Linked DNA regions of Homo sapiens: region 2 is linked to region 1. Evidence: read pairs that join two places in POLR2A ChIA-PET (ENCODE). Cell type or tissue: PC-3. All regions are shown on one strand.

The links. ChIA-PET counts read pairs that join two places held together with the same protein. Peaks named below come from ENCODE experiments on the same cell type or tissue, not always from the same donor. Only the 100,000 strongest peaks of a DNase experiment are listed, where the experiment ranks them.
Region 2: POLR2A ChIA-PET joins it to region 1 with 6 read pairs; 2 of 35 experiments call an interaction of 5 or more read pairs at or near these places.

What each region holds. Positions count from the first base shown.
Region 1 is chr1:47,926,336-47,928,835 of GRCh38, forward strand. All of the region lies in intron 2 of TRABD2B (TraB domain containing 2B), which reads right to left. Among named protein-coding and RNA genes, the nearest start is that of TRABD2B, 70 kb to the right of the region's middle. RefSeq lists an enhancer at 375-544 and a silencer at 902-1,196. In PC-3, no CTCF peak of the experiment used is centred here; DNase peaks (open chromatin) are centred at 456 and 1,016; H3K27ac peaks cover 1,796 bases.
Region 2 is chr1:47,697,586-47,700,085 of GRCh38, forward strand. All of the region lies in intron 2 of LINC01738 (long intergenic non-protein coding RNA 1738), which reads left to right. Among named protein-coding and RNA genes, the nearest start is that of LINC01738, 10 kb to the left of the region's middle. In PC-3, no CTCF peak of the experiment used is centred here; no DNase peak of the experiment used is centred here.

The DNA of each region.
Region 1 (2,500 bases):
CGTTCTATTGCACTGTAGATCTGCCCGGGCCAAGTCATGGCTCCTGGGGGCTCCTGGGGATGAGGTGTTCCCAGCATCTGGGGAGGAGGAAAGCATCCCAGAGGCTCTTGCTCCAGGAATGAGTGCTTGTGCTTCAACCCTACTTGATCTGCCAAGGCTCTCCCACTTTGCAGGACTGTTGGTCCTGGCTGTGCCAAGCACTCTGTCCTTTTAAAACCCCTCCCTTGGCATCCACCTAGACCACCTCCAGATCCTCCCATGCTGTGGGATAAGATCTGGCGGCAGGCCCTCTTCCTGTTGAGAAGGGCAGGCATTACTACCCAATAGTTGTGGGTACAGAGGGGTTGGAGAGAATGGGGAGGGTTGAGGATAGGGCATAGTTTCCAAACATTTTTTAGAGGAAGGAGGCCAAGAGGAATTCCCTGGGGCATGCAGCACCACAGACTGGTGCCAACTACTCAGCCCTACTCCCTTCCTCTCCAGCACACCCTTCCTGCCTTGCTTTAGAGAGCTCATCCTATAGTCTTTGCTAAGCGCTGACTGTGTATTCAGCTGAAGGATGCAGGTTCAGTATACATCCTAGTTCCCAGGTTCAAGAAGTAGGTTAAAAACAAGATCCACCCACAAACAAGTCCATGCAGCATACATCTATACACAGGCACTATGGTAGGCAAGTGCTGGATTGTATGACGCAGGCCAAGTTCAAAGAAAGGATTGATGGAGGTGAGTGGGAAAGCTGCCTTGAAGACCTTTGGAGGGTCTAGCAGGACTAAGATTGAGAATGGCACAAGATAAGAGATCATTCTTGGGAGGGGGACCTGCATGAGTGAAGGTGAGGACAGAGGCTAAGCTGGTCTTGGTGAAGGCCTGGCACAGTGGCCCCAGGGCTGGGTGTGCTGAGACCACCAGAGGTGCCGGGTGCAGCCTTCCTGCTCTGGCTGAGTCAGTCTTGCAGCCCCGTCTCCCTGACAATATGGTAAATACAGAGCCTATAAATCCAACTGCAAACATCCACTCTTCCGGTGCCTTCTCCCTTCCAAGCCAACAAGCCCAAAGCCATCCCATGGAACGTGAGCCTGCCAGTGCCAAGCACTACGGAGCTGGCTGCAGGCACGTGGACAGGCTTCTGGGCTGAAGCTGGCTCCTTCTCAGAGCACCTCCCTCCAGAGAGCCCAGGCCTGTCTCAGTCTAACCAGGCTGCAAGTGAGGGACAGACAGATGCTCCAGCAGCCACTAGCAGCAGAAAAACACTGAGGCCATAAAAAAACACTCCATGTTTGTCAGGAGGGTCCTCCCCATTAGGGGAAATATGGGGGCCATCCATTATGGGAGGTGCCTACTAAAGAGGCTGATCTCCAGTGTGCCAAGAAGAAGCTGTCAAAGGGGGAAAGGCACCCTGCAAGCGCTGTTCCTCTCTGAGCCTCTGATTCCTCATCTGCGAAATGGGAGACATTCTCCTTGCCCTGATCTTTGCATAGAAACTGAATGGAATGAAAAAGAATTGCAAGAATAATCTTCGCCTGAGCAAGACCTCTGCTTCTCTCCCCAACAAGAGTCAATCTTTCTGGATGGGGGACCCTTGGAGAGGGTTAAGCCCTTCGTATTCAAAGTGCAGTCTTGGACCAGAAGCATAAGCATCCCCTGGAAGCTTGTCAGAAATGCTGACTCTTGGGCCCTACACTAGAACTTCTGAATTGGAATCTGTATTTTAACAAGATCCTCAAGTGATCCGTGGGCACAGTAAAGTTTGAGAAGTATTGTTCTAGTCCATGGAACGTAACCCCTTCATGTTACCAGTGAAGAAGCTGAGACCCAGTAGAAATAAGTCACTTACAGGAAGCCACACAGTAAATAAGTGGTAGACATGGGCCCAAGTAGCAGTGCAGTGCAAAGGAAGAATCACAGGCCCTGAAATCAGAGCTACTTAGGTTCAAATCCTGCCTCTGCCATAACATACCCTATGGCCTAGGAAGAAAGCTAACTAATTTCTCTGAACTTTGGTTTTGCCACCTGTAAAATGGGTATAATAATAGCTATCTTTTAGGATTAATGATGAGGATTAAAATGAGATGATGCATCAGATGCCTTGCACTGCATGCATTTCATGTTTGATGTTCACAAGCTTTGCCTTCATCTGCACTCCACAACCTCTAAACTCCACACCCCATGATTATTGGGCCCAAGAATCTGTGAAAAGACTGCTTTTCTGCCTCCAACAATGCAGACACAGTTGCTGAGCTGAGAAGAAGGGAAAGAATAGGAAGAGATAGCAAGGCTCTTAAAGTCTAGACTGACTTATCCTTTAAATTCTGAAGAGTTCCCAGTCCAATCCTCTAGCAAAAAGTCAATCTGCAAACATCATCAGTTACTGTGGTACCTAAGTGTACTAGTACATAGCCCATGCTCAGTAAGATTGATGAATGCAGGACTGAAGGGTCCCTCAGGCCCTCACTCTGAGCTCTTTCAGGCTCACATCCCTCATTTTCACATGTCTGGATTC
Region 2 (2,500 bases), 230 kb before region 1:
ACCTCCAGGCCCTCCCTCCCTTAAATCCCCAGAACCAAGGAAAGCCTAGGCCTAGGCCAGTAACCTTGAGGGCTTCCGGAAACCATAAATCTTGGCCTTTCCTTGAGGGGTCCTATCTCCAGAGAACTGCCTGGGCCCTCATATCCTCTTCCACAAAGCCAATAAACCAAGCAAACACCATAAAGCTCCTCACCCCACCTGAGCTTTCCCCCACGGTCAGAGTCGGACCTGGTCAAGAGTCATGAGTTTCAGAACATGGCTATAAAATTGCACGTGGCTCCTCCCCATTTCCTTTCCAGAATGGAACTTACCTTTGCTTTCTCTCTTCCATCCTCTTTTTGATAAGTTTCCTCTTTAATTTCTTTCCAGCACCTGAGAGATCCCATCTTGCGTTCCCAGCCTCACCTCCCAGTTGCTGGTGGGGGCTTGGAGAGGAGGATGCTTTCCTAAGGCAGGTCCGGGGGTGTAATCAACCAGGGGCCTTGGCAACTGGCACACCTTGTAAATTCAAAAGTCAACAAGATGTGGAAGCAAAGGAGACCCTGGGGCTGGAGAGGAGGAAGTGGGGAGGTGAGGGTGGGCCTTATCTTGTGAAGTCGGTCAGGGGTGGCTTCTGTGCCCTCTGCCTCCCCTGGTGGGGCCTGCCCCACCCCCTGGAGCCTGGAACTTCCTGCTCTCATTCTTCACCTTCACATCCTGAGCTCAGAACTGATCACAGCTACAGCCTGGACCCTGGAAGGGGCCCTAGAGGCTTTCTCTCCCACACCCTCTCACTACAGATAGGGAGGCTGAAAAAACTGGGAGGGCCTTGCCCTAGGTCAGTGTCAGAGTGGAAATAACACTGGGCTGGGGCCAGGAGACCGGGTCTCTGGTTCTTGCCTGGGCTGAGTCCAGACCTCAGTTGCAGACTGTAGCCTTACCTCTAACCCCTAGGTTACCATGAGATGGGAGGAAAGATCACAGCTTCTTAGGGCCCATCTCAACCACAGAACCATATGAACCACTTAATGGCTATTTGCATCCGGGACACACTCTTCACTGAAAAAGGATGCCATGATCTTACCAATTTGGAAGTTTGGTGCAGTGGGCTTATTAGAGCACTGTAGCAGAGGTGTGACATTCACAAAAGTCACTTTAACCTCTCTGGACTTGAGCTTCCTCATCTGTAAAATGAGGATAATAATCCCCCTCGCCCCCCTCCACCCACTGCCAACTATCCCCTCAGCTTCTGATGAGGGTCAAAGGAGATACTGATTCAGTCTTTTGTTAGATGAATGTGTTTACATGTGAAAGAATAAATATTAAAATTATACCTATTGTTTTGTTATTATTTGGTGTTTACTCTCCTTCCTGGCTAGCCAGAAAGAGCTGGTGTTTTTTGAAGACCTAAGCCCGGGAGCAAATTTTTCCTGGTCAAAGAGGCCAAGAGTGGGCCCAGGATCTCTGCCAGGACCTGCCAGGGCCCAGAAGATTTGGGGAGGGGAGCTGCAGCATTAGAGGGCTGAGACCCCTTTATCCTTGATTAGGTCCAAAGCTGTTGGGTGGAACTGTGGCACCTGCAGAGTTAACCGCGTCCATGGTGTATCATTGCGCTAAGACAGGCTTAGAGAGAGCTCAAGGGGCCTACATTTAAATACACACCTTTCTGTTTCCACAGCTCATGTATTTTAGGGAGGAAAATTTAATCCATATACTTTTAGTTCATTTGCATTAAAGTCATCACAAAGCTTTGTCTGAGCCATTTTGAGCTTGTGTGGCCTGTTGGAGAACCTTCACTGTCTTTCGAAGGCCTTTTCTTCCTCTCTAGGCAAACAGGAAATCATACTCTGCCCAGGAGCAACCAACCTGAAACCTTCAGCGCTGCCTGCCTCACCTGCCTTCTCACACCTGGAAATGACAGGCCGAGATCAAGTTCCTCTGGAGCCCAGGAAACTCTCATGCCTGACAATTAAATGCCTCCATGATTTGCCCCAAGCTATCTTGATAGCAGTTGTACCCTAACCACCAGGCAGGGTGATGTTCATGGAAACCTCTGTTCCTGCCATTCCCTCTCCCCTGGCTACATTTCCTCCTGACATTTTGCCCATTCTCTGAGGCCCAGCTGCGGCTCAACCTCAGCCTTCCCTTGATCATCCTTATGCAAGCAGTTGCATAAGCAGTTGCCGGCTCAGGATTCAGTACTAAGTGTCATTGGTAAACGTTTATTGGATGGATGAATGGAATGGTGGATGACAGGGGCTGGGATAATTTATCCTATATTTTCTTCTTGCTTCTCCCTCTTCTGAAATGTGTCTGGCCCAGGTTTTGGTACACACGGAGGTTTGAGGAATGCCTAAAGAATGAATGCACGTGCAGTGAATGGATGGCTGTAGAAATCCATTTATAGAGCACATGCTATGGGCTCTGCATGGGGCCAGATGCTGGTATCACAGCTGTGAAGAAGACATGCTTCCTGCCCTCATCTTTCACATTGTAGCTGAGAAGTCAGGCAGACACTGGG